Regions from separate parts of the Mus musculus genome. Here region 2 is linked to region 1. Evidence: chromatin loops called from intact Hi-C (ENCODE). Cell type or tissue: left cerebral cortex. All regions are shown on one strand. Each heading gives the region's core, and the rest is flanking DNA. Links, peaks and the distances in the headings are about the cores only.

Region 1 (5,367 bases), core at 243-5,242:
AGGTGTCTGCCCTCCTCCTACAAAGCTTTTTCCTTAACTCTTTCACCCTCTTCTATTGCCCAACTTTGGCTTACACTAACGTCCAACAGTGCCTCTCAAATTGAGAAGTGGGGAAATATTAGTACTTCAGTAGTAGACAATATGTTCTACTTTAAAACAAAACAACCGAGCAGTGGTGGCGCACGCCTTTAATCCCAGTGGAGGCAGAGGGAGGAGGATTTCTGAGTTCGAGGCCAGTCTGGTCTACAGAGTGAGTTCCAGGACAGCCAGGACTACACAGAGAAACCCTGTCTCGAAAAACCAAAAAAAAAAAAAAAAAAAAAAACCAAAAGGAAAAAAAAAAAAAAAAAAAAGAAACAAAACAGGCTAATAAGAACCTCAACTAAGTTTTCAAAAGCTCACACATTGTCCTCCTTGCAATTCTCCCAGCTTTAACCTCTCTCCTTTCAATTCAAGTCTCAAAATGACTTTAATGCTATTTGCATGCACTACATGTTTTTACACGTGTATACTTCTTTCTTTTCTTTTCTTTTTTTTTTTTTTTTCGAAACAGGGTTTCTCTGTATAGCCCTGGCTGTCCTGGAACTCACTTTGTAGACCAGACTGGCCTCGAACTCAGAAATCTGCCTGTCTCTGCCTCCCAAGTACTGGGATTAAAGGTGTACACCACCACGGCCCGGCTACATGTATACTTCTAATCCCTCACTTTGTGTGTGTGATAATCCCTCACCTATGCCTTTGCTTCCTCCTGCATTTGGGTATGGTGGAGGGAGGGATGCTGGGGAGTGGAACCTAGAGTGTAGCTAGCATTAAGTCAGGCAACCATTCTGGCCCAAGCCTACCAGCCCGTATCTGTTTGTTCATCAATTGCACTTAAGTCCTGTCTATCTAGTACCCTTTCCTCAAAGAGGAGAAGGAGATGAGAATATGGAACAGTGCCTCTGAAAATTAGTGAGGTGCATGACTTGAACTCTTTCAAGAGTGGTCTCTAAAGCTCTCCACGGACCTGCTCAGTGAGGGGAAATACTAGTGTGACCTGTTTACTCTTTAATCTCTGGACACTCCCCATCACTGTACCCCTCAGACATCCTGCCCCCATCTCTGCAGGTTGGCAGGAAGTGAAACTCAATTGTCTGTTCAGTAGACTGGCCCTGGACCCAGCCCTGGGCCCCGGATGTATAACCCCACCCAGAGGAAGAAGAGGCTGGGAAAACAGGCTTGTTTTTTCCTTTCCCTTTGTTCACTGTGGTTTCTTTCTTTCTGACTTGTATGATGTGGTTGATTAAAGAGATGAGCACCTGGAACTATAGACATCAAACACCTCTTCCGTAGATGGTTCTTTGCTTTTCTTCCACCACCCCCACCAACAACTGACCTGAGAATATGGCGAAACACAGATCCAAAATAAGGTACAAAGATGTTACAGTAACTCTGAGCTCCTGCCAGGCAGTGGCACACCCTTTAATCCCAGCACTTGGGAGGCAGAGGCAGGCGGATTTCTGAGTTCGAGTTCGAGGCCCACCTGGTCTACAGAGTAAGTTCCAGGACAGCCAGGGCGACACATCGAAATCCTGTCTTGAAAAACCGAAATAAAATAAAAGTCTGAGTTTCTCTTCATATTCCTTATTGGAAAAATCATATTCCAACCTATGGCTTGTTTAATGTAGGAGAGTCTTTGACTTTATGCAAGAACTGATTCGAAGAGTAGTTTGGGACACAAGTGTTATTTAAACAGAATCTTTGTTTACGGTGATCAAGAGCTAGGAAGCTTTACAGACATCTAGGCACTTGCTTCAGTTTGTGTTTTTGCTTATCCTACAGAAAGAACTAAGAACAAGATCAGGTATAAAGAGACCTTCAAAAGTGTCTGTTGATAGCAGGAGTGGCACACACCAATAAACCCGGTAAACCCAGCTCTTGAGAGGTTGAACCAGGATGGCAATTTCACTGCCAGCCTAGGCTATGTACATACTAAAATCTTGTCTCAGGAAAAAAATCGTTTGTTGGACTGTGAGTAAGGAGGCGATGTAGGAAGGGGAGATAGACTTTGCTAACGGTGACGCATATACTGTTAAGAAGAAGGGTGTGGGGTAGCGGTATAGATCCGTGGTGCAGCACCGGAGAAGCACGTTCCAGGCACTGAAGCTCATCTGCAGCATGGTGGTGACAGTGATGGAGGAGGAAGAGGAAAAATGAAAACAAAAACAAAGCAGTGAAGGGTCAGGATGCAAGCAAACCAGAACAAACCTGAAAAGGACAGCAGAACAGAGACAGGTCACTCTCCGACTCCCGATCTGAATCTAAAGTTTAAATAACAACAGCAGCAGCAAACCCCACTACTCTAGAGAGTTGCTTCAACAGCTTTGTCTCCAAATACTTGAAGACTACTTACTTCTGTTTCCACTAGAGGGCCTTTTGTTTCTTTCGGTTTTTTTTTTTTCTTTTCTTTTCCTTTCTCTTCTTTTTTTTTCTTCTCTCTCTCTCTCTGACCCTCACTGGACCCGAATATATACACACATTTCCAACAAGCAGTCTGCTCTCCCACTCCTTTCTATTCCCAGCTGTAAGAGGATACAATTCCAAGAACACAAGGCTTTGTTGTGCTGCTCCTACTTCAGAGAAGGGTAGGAGGGAGTTAGTCGTGGGTTTGGGGCGGGGCGGGGGATGCAGGATGCCTGGGTCCCCAGTCCCTACCAGTAAATCCCCACTCATTGGTCTCCTTTCCGTTCAGCCTCACACCAACCATGCTGCTTCAAGAGTCCTGACAGCTCCAATAACAGGTAGGAGGAACTGAAAGGCTCTGCCTTCAGACTCTACCTTTGCCCAACGACTTCTGTGCCATCTGCCAAGGCCAGAGGGTAAAGTGCTAGGGTTGGGTATGAAGAAAAGGTGAACACAGTCAAACGTTGTTTTATGCACCTAAATCTCCACCCTAGTCTTAAGGAAAGGATATGGATTTTGAGAGAAAAGGCTGTGCATAGACAAGTCCGAGGCGGAGCTGAGGAACTCGGAGGAGAGGTGGGCAATTATCTCAGGCAGGGTCAAGCAATGTGAAGCCATGTGGAGAAGGAAATGCACCTAGGTCTAGGGTTGTGTGTGAATTGTGGAACTCTGGCCTTGCCTCTCTGGGTTCTCCTGAATGTGGAATCATTGACTTGGGCAGGCGCGTCCAAAGTGATGATTTGGAGATTGGAGGGCCGGCCAATTGCTGACCAGTCGCTGGGTGGTTCCAATCAGCACCCTGACCCCTACCTTGGCTTTCCTGGGAAGGGATGATGGGAGAGGCTTTGACTAATTAGAAAAGAAAGATAGAAGTAGAGCTGCCCCAGGCATGGGAAGACAGAAGCGTAGGAGTGGAGAAAGTGGCACAAACCAGAGCCCTGGAGATACTCTGAAGGCCCGGAGCAGATTGTGTTGGAAAGCTGGCAACAGCGGTGGGCTTGGGCGCGGCAGGAGGGCAGGCTGGGTCGGGGGCGGGCAGTGTGTCGTCAGGAGCTGGGCGGCCCCGCAGCGGCCGCGTCTTCCTAACCCGTCCCCTCCTGTCCAGCTCGGGCTCCGGCGCCCCTGCTCTGACCGTGCGCTCTCTTGGGTCAAGGTAGAGCCCCCGCGAGCCCCGTGCCACTCGCACACTCTCGCACCCGGCCAAAAGGGCAGCGGAAGGGGCCGCCCCACCGACTGGGTGAGGGCTGCGGCGTCCAGAGAAGGAAGCGTTGACAGCTGGAAGCTGCTGCTGGAAGGGTTTGCGCTGGGACTCCGGGACTGCCGTAGCGCTGCGCAAGACGCAAGACCGGGGTAAGCTGCGTTTCCCCCAGACCTTTCCTCCACCCTTATCCCTCTTGCTCACTCGGAGAGCTGGGAAGCTCAGCTCCTGGGAACTCGGAAGAAAGGTGCCTTTTGAAAACCCAAGGTGCCACACGGGTGAAGAAGGGTTCTTCTTTGGCCTCCGATCCTTTCCACACCTGTCACGGGGAGTTTTCTGGAAAAACTGGGTGGGAAGCCACTTTTCAGATTTAAATAAGAAATGAACCTGACTACCGAGGCAGAAAAGTAAATATTATTGGTCATCTCTACAGCCTCAAAAAATACAAGCCCACATCCCCCAACTATGCCAACATCGTAACTTCCTCCTGTACTAGTAGCTACGACACCCTCCGTACAGGAACATAGTGTGCCACCCCCTTATCCAGGCAACACAATTATCCCTGATGTTTATGGCGATTTAATGAATTCTGATGCTTCAAGACAAAAACAAAACAAAAAACAACCTCTCTGACTAGTAGCAGGGATGGGAAGGAAAGAACGGACCCTCAACCCTGGGAAAAAGGGATGCCTGATGTGGTTAGTCCAGCTCATTAGGCTTGGTTCTAAAGCTAGGAGTACCTGCTCTGTGAAGTCTCTTGCTGGGGCATCCTGAACGTCCTAGAAACACGCTAATTCTTGAGTAATGATGAATTTGAAAGCGGGTAATGAAGTGAAAGGAAACGTTAAGTGTTAGTGGAAACCTTATCTCTTTGATAGCTGCAATTTTAGTATTCAGTGTTTAAAGTTAGATCTGAAGAAGGAGAGGCGCCAAGATTTGGTGGACGTAATTTGAACAGGTTGTCTAAGAGTCTTGACTGGGATCCTAAGCCCAGAATGTTGTAGGATTCTTTCCCTCCCCTCCAAGTCAGTTTCTCTGGTCTCACCCTAAGTTGGTAGAGGTGAGGGAAACCCGGGGTGGGGTTGGGGGGAGGGGGAGCGTGAGTCACAAATAGCTGGGGGTAGGACTACAGACACCACCCTTCCAGCCCTGCATCTGTCTGGACTAGCCCAGGTTATAGCCTCAGGGTTGGGATGAAGCTAGAAGACTTTGGACTTGTTCCAGGTCTTTAAGATCCCAGGATCCTGTAGTTTGCTCTCGGTCAGGTCCAGGGGCAGCCAATTTATACTCTCTGACAGAAGTCAGGGCATCTGACTAGATCCCTAGAAACCCCTATGTCCAGGGTCCCAACCCACAGATGTTCCTAACTCTATAGTTTCCAGCCACCTCCTCATTTTCTCAGAGGCAAATTCACCATCTTGATGCTACTACATGTCTGTACCTGACATAAGTATTTGTATTTTAAGTGGAAGGTACATAGTTGAGCCTTGCTACGGATAGAAGTCACTAGAATTTGTGAGTTCTTGGCTTAAAAGTACCATTTATCCTAATATCCAAATGTGTTTCTTTTTCTCACTTTGTGGGTGTGTAGGGGGACAGGGTCTAACCAAAGTTTCCCATGCTGTCCTTAAACTTACTTTGTAGCCTAGGCAGGCCTTAAGCATCCCACCCCCTTATCCGAGTCTCCTGAGTAGCCGGAATTGTCTATATTACCACGCTTCACCAGA
Region 2 (5,367 bases), core at 57-5,056, 47 kb after region 1:
GTGTACCCAGCACCATGCTAAGTGCTGTGGGGAACACAGAAGAAATGGAAGACACAGTCTCTGCCCGCTGTGCTCCTATCTAGAAGTGGCTGCATCACAAGGAGGGGGGATGACCGCAGTGTCTGCCCCACACCCCGTGAGTGGCTTGGGATCCCTTTGCTATGCGTCAGGGGCACCCCAGACAGTCACCCCCTCCCAGCCCCACCCAGCCTCGGGAATCTATGAAGCCACGGTTGGGGGAAGGAAGGAGGGGCGAGGAGACAGATAAGGGACTTCATTGTCTCAAGCTCTGTATGACCGACCCCATGATAAGCCCTGGGGAGGGGAGTCATGGGCCCTGCTGCCCTTTCACTGCCTATGGGAACCTCCTTTGTACAAGGGGCAATGTGGACTGACGTCAGTGTGGGTCTTGGCTTTCCTCTTTCCCCATTTCCAGGTGACCCGCAGGGCCCTATTCCCTGGAGATTCTGAGATTGACCAACTCTTCCGGATCTTTCGGACTCTGGGGACCCCAGATGAGGTGGTTTGGCCAGGAGTTACTTCTATGCCTGATTATAAGCCAAGTTTCCCCAAGTGGGCTCGGCAAGATTTTAGCAAAGTTGTGCCTCCCCTGGATGAAGATGGACGGAGCTTGTTATCGGTAAGTGCCCAGAATAGATGCCTGTGAGCCCTCCCACTTCCCAGAGAGGAGCTTTTCTGGATGAAGAGAAGCTAAGCCCCTGAATTGTTAGAAGTACTTTAGCCTTTGCTTCCCCTCTTCTTCAGTAGGTTGGTTCAGATTTGGGAGGAGGGAAATGAGAACTGGGTAAGGAGAATACTGGTTCCCAAGTTTCTGAGTACACCTGCTGTCCTTCTGGCCCGCTGCCACATCACTGAAGTTAGAATATATTTCTCTTTCCAGCAAATGCTGCACTATGACCCCAACAAGCGGATTTCAGCCAAAGCAGCCCTGGCTCACCCTTTCTTCCAGGATGTAACTAAACCAGTGCCCCACCTTCGGCTCTGATGCCCTTCCCAAAGCCCTTTTCACCCGTGGTCTGACTTGACCCTGGGCCTTTTGGACACAGGTCAGCCTTCTGATGTTTTCTGGCTGTCTTAGCATTCGCCTTTTCTCTTGCCAGCCAGTTCTGGGGATTCAGAGGTGCAGGGAAGGGTTAGGGAAAAGGGGGCAAGGTTTTGGCATTAGATGCACTTAACCCGGCTTCCACCAGCTTCTTCCCCTCTTCTCAGTCATTACTGAGAAGGATTGGTATTCAAAGCAAAACTGACAGTTTTCCCCTGTGTCAGGTTTTGCCATCCCAATCTTAAGACTGTCTCATAATTACCATGTTGAGGGAAACGCCCCCAGACTCCTGCTGCCACTGTTTTGTGAACTAATGAACATGAGCAGAAGCCTAAGTTGGGACAGCTCAGAACCAAGCAAGAGGGGGCCGTTTTAATGAATTAGATTGAAAAATAGGCCTAAGCCGTTTGTACCTTAGTTTTAGCGTTCGGCCTCACCTAGCAATCAAGGGCCCGTTTGGAGAAGCAGAAATGATTCCCTCCAGTGCCCTGTCTACCTTCCCCAGGCAAGAAGAGCCAGGAGGGCACAGGGCTTGCACGTCACTCTGGTCTGTTCATCGTGGTTCACAGGGCAAGGTGAAAGACACTTGAATTTCTCTTTTTAGCAATCTTACTGTTTTCTGGTGCTGACTGCTACACCCAGGACTTTGCCCTCACTAAGCAAATGTACCACCAATGAGCCAGGTTCCTAGCCTTCCTTTTGGAAGCTCAGTTCTTGAGTTGTCAGAGGGCCTCATTGCCGTCCTCCTCTGAGAGCAGTGATGCAGGCCAGGAGACATCATTTGAGAATGCTGATGCTTTTGTAAGGCTTTGACCTGGTTAGGTCATTGGGGGAAATTTTCTATAAAAGAGTGAACAATTATATTTATATTTCAAGTTAAAGTAGTTTGGATACTTTAGTGGTTTTGTTGTTGTTTCTTCTTTTTCCTTTTTTTTTTTTTTTTGTCAGTGTGGATGGATTTGTTGCCATGTGCACTTTGGGATTTTGTAATTGTTAAAAGAAAATATTTCTTTTATGATTTTCTTCTCCCACTCCCTGTCCTCCAGTGTTCTGTTAATATTATTTGTAATTTAGTTTGTAAATTCATTAAAAGAAAATATTCTCAGCTGTAGAGTGAATCTCTTTCATATTTATCCTTCATTTATTTTTTTACTGAAAAAATGGTGTGGGTGATATTCTGAATGTGAATAAGCAGTATGTGTCCACCTAATCTCTGTACATGCAGGCCCTCCTGCCATGCTCTTTAGTGGGGTGTTTGTAAGGATGGAGAAACTGAAGAGCTTCCTTCCAACTTTCCCCTACTCACACAGGCACACCAATACAGAACACTGTTTCAATTCCTTCTTTTAGCAGCAACTTGAGTGGGCTTCAGGGGCCTTTGTCTCAACCCTCCATTTCCCAGGAAGTGTTCACCATTTTGTGTAGAGTTTTGTTTGTTTGGTCTGGTTTTGAAATTGTGTGTGCATGTGAGCCACAAGTGCCCGCAGAGGCCAGAAGAGGGCATATCATCTCTCCTAGAGTTACAGGCAGCTGTGAGCAGTGGTACTGGGAACAGGCCTTGGGTCTTCTACCGGAAGTGTATGCTTCTCTAGCTTGCCTCTAGGCCCTAGGTTCAATCCTCAGTACCGAAAAAAAAAAAAAATCCTCAGCAAAGTTGTCTAAATGTTTTTTCACATTTACAAACAATTCAGAAAATATCAATGTGAAAATATTTAGGAGGCTAAAGTGTCTTCAGACTACCACTTTCTGTTGTCATGGCAATTCACCCCAAAACTACTGTTCTCTAGTGCGCCACTAAAAAGAATTTACAAGATAAAAGTTGTTTAATTTCCTGGTTTTGGGTCTTTACTTTTTTTTTTTTTTTTTTTTTTTTTTTTTTTTTTTGGTTTTTCGAGACAGGGTTTCTCTGTGTAGCCCTGGCTGTCTTGGAACTCACTTTGTAGACCAGACTGGCCAGACTCAGAAATCCGCCTTGCCTCTGCCTTCCCAGTGCTGGGATTAAAGGCGTGCACCACCATGCCCAGCAGGGTCTTTACTTTCTTAATTTGACACAGAAAGCAGGGCACGGGGAGAAGAGAAGGTTAATGCTGGTATCATTGTTTTTTGTTTTTGTTTTTTTGGGGGGGGGACATCGTTGTGTAGCTTGGAACTCATGGAGATCCTCCCGATTGCTAGGATTAAACATGTGGGCCACCAAGCCCAGTTTACTCCCCTCCCCATCCCCCTTATACTGAGGTCTTGTTAAACTGAGTATCCCGGGTTAGCCTCAAACTCAGAACTGCCTCCACCCCAATCCACTGTGCTGAGATTGGGAGTGCCACACCACACCCGACCAAAAGCCTTCTTCACTTCTTCACTAGCCTTGCCTGCCTGTCAAATTCGGAAATTTCCCAATACTGGTTAAAATTTCCTTTTGACCCGCCTTCTTCACTCACCTGATTAGATGTTTACGAGTCGAGAGGCGGGGGAGGGGTGTCACGGGTGTTGAGGTTCTATTGGCTGACGCACATGCCTGTCAGTGATGCACTGCCCCCTTTCCCAGGAGCTCTCTCTTTAATGGCTACTTATCCCGTCAATCTTCAAGGCTTCTCGTGTAGGTATTGGCTTGCGGCCTCGCCAATCCAGTCTCTCACTTGTGCTAGTTGGTGATAGTCCCTCAGAGCCCGCCTTTCTCCAGAAGATTGGCGGGCGGACGCTCACATAGCCCACCCACCACGGTAGGCGGGTGATCTTGCGATTGGCTGGAGCCGCCCCGGCGAGGAGGAGGAGGAGGAGGAGGCGAAGGGGGTAGGAGTTTGGTTGAGCTGCAGCTGTTTGTCTGTTCCACACAGGCTTGGGCCCGACGGGGGATACGGAGCCCCAGGTACCGAGCTGATGGAGCCCACAAGGGCAGAGGCGGAGGTCCCGAGAGGAGCGCCGCCTGGCCTGTGGCAGAGGCGGGGCGGGCCGACGTCAGGGCTCCAGAACCTCCTGGAGAGGGCCGAAGGGGCTGTCCCACAGGCCTAGTGGGCGCTGAGGAGGTGATCGGCAGGGCTGGGAGCCGAGCCTCTAGTTGGGAGGCGGCTGGGTTCTGGCTGTGGTGGCCGCTCGGGGGCCGGGCGCGGGGACCCGGAGCCGGTGAGGACCAGGGCCGGCCTCGGGACTCTGAGCACCGCGGTGAGGAGGGAGGAGCTGGGGTCGGAGACCAGGCAGTGAGGGAGGGGAAGCCAGCCCATTTGGCTGGAGGTGTGGAGGGGACAGTGCTACGCCCAGCCCCGAGGGTAGCCGAGGCTGGGTCTCCCGAGACATCCACTGTTGGGGCTCTTAGCCGAGAGAGGCATTCTTTTCAGGGAAAGTGACTGTTGAAAGGGGAACTAGGGGTACTGGTGTTGCCGAGAGGGATTTGGTCTCACTGAAGTCAATGAAGAATGTAGAAGACCAAAGTGGAAGGAAGTAGAAACGGTTTGCTATTAGTAATGGGAACTTCTGGAATGATGGTGAGGGGAGGCTCAGTATCTTGGAAGTTCCTTACTCTTCTGTTCCTTTAGTGCTTGGGTGTGGTGATTTGAAGTTTTGGGGTACTTCAGGAATAGGGAATGAAGACAAAGGTAAAATTATGTATTATTCCATGGCGCCTGGCAGCTCTACGTCCAGCCCCCCCCCCCCACACACACACACCACTTTAGTTTACCCTGACCTCATAGCTAGTCATGACTGCACTCCTGTTTCCTTTAGGTTTGCTATTGTATTCGTTGTTTTTCCTATTTCATCTACTGTGAGAGAACTAAGAAAATTTGGGAGTGCTTTGCTCAGTCTTTCCCACTTCATAATGTGATCTGTGGTGACTACGCTTATTTAACCTAGATTTGAGGAACTCTGTCATTTGCATGGAAAGGGGCAAAGCAATCCCCAGCCATTAAAAAAAAAAAAAAAAAAAAAAAAGGACCATGTTTATTGAAACTTCTGTGAGACTTGCACTTGAGCATTTCCTAGATAGTTAATGGGACAGACTATTCACGCCAGGAACTGTGAGGTGATATCCCTGAAGGGATTTGGGGAAGAATTGAGAGGTTAGCTACCAGAAGGTTGGCACCATCCTTTCTTCTTTGCCCACTTATTCAGGAACGTGTGTGTGTGTGTGTGTGTGTGTGAGATTAGTTATTTAGGTCAAACCTTGAGGTATTTAGAAAGATGGATTATAGAGAATGAAGAAGTCTTTAAATTATATTATATGTAATAACCTGCATACATATGTGAGCCACAATGTCAGAGGATAACTTGTGGCTGTTTGGTATTCAAACATGGCATGTGTGTGTGTGTGTGTA

The links. Peaks named below come from ENCODE experiments on the same cell type or tissue, not always from the same donor. Only the 100,000 strongest peaks of a DNase experiment are listed, where the experiment ranks them.
Region 2: it touches region 1 in a loop (2.2-fold over the local background); 8 of 42 quality-filtered maps call a loop at or near these places.

The regions. Positions count from the first base shown.
Region 1 is chr10:128,742,221-128,747,587 of GRCm38, reverse strand. It overlaps Dgka (diacylglycerol kinase, alpha), which reads left to right and starts at 3,512. Exons shown (of 24, transcript NM_016811.3): 1 at 3,512-3,792. It overlaps Gm31504 (predicted gene, 31504), which reads right to left and starts at 2,641. Exons shown (of 2, transcript NR_168573.1): 1 at 2,393-2,641; 2 at 1,706-2,247. In left cerebral cortex, for the core only: a CTCF peak has its summit at 2,384; DNase peaks (open chromatin) are centred at 3,378, 3,662 and 4,133; H3K4me3 peaks cover 1,826 bases; H3K27ac peaks cover 783 bases.
Region 2 is chr10:128,694,745-128,700,111 of GRCm38, reverse strand. Rab5b (RAB5B, member RAS oncogene family) reads left to right here and starts at 3,844. Exons shown (of 6, transcript NM_177411.4): 1 at 3,844-3,926. Cdk2 (cyclin-dependent kinase 2) reads left to right here. Exons shown (of 8, transcript NM_183417.3): 6 at 1-136; 7 at 437-640; 8 at 902-2,173. The coding sequence ends at 1,006. It also overlaps a transcript of Pmel not described here. In left cerebral cortex, for the core only: a CTCF peak has its summit at 2,549 (motif pointing right); a DNase peak (open chromatin) is centred at 3,649; H3K4me3 peaks cover 1,824 bases; H3K27ac peaks cover 1,252 bases.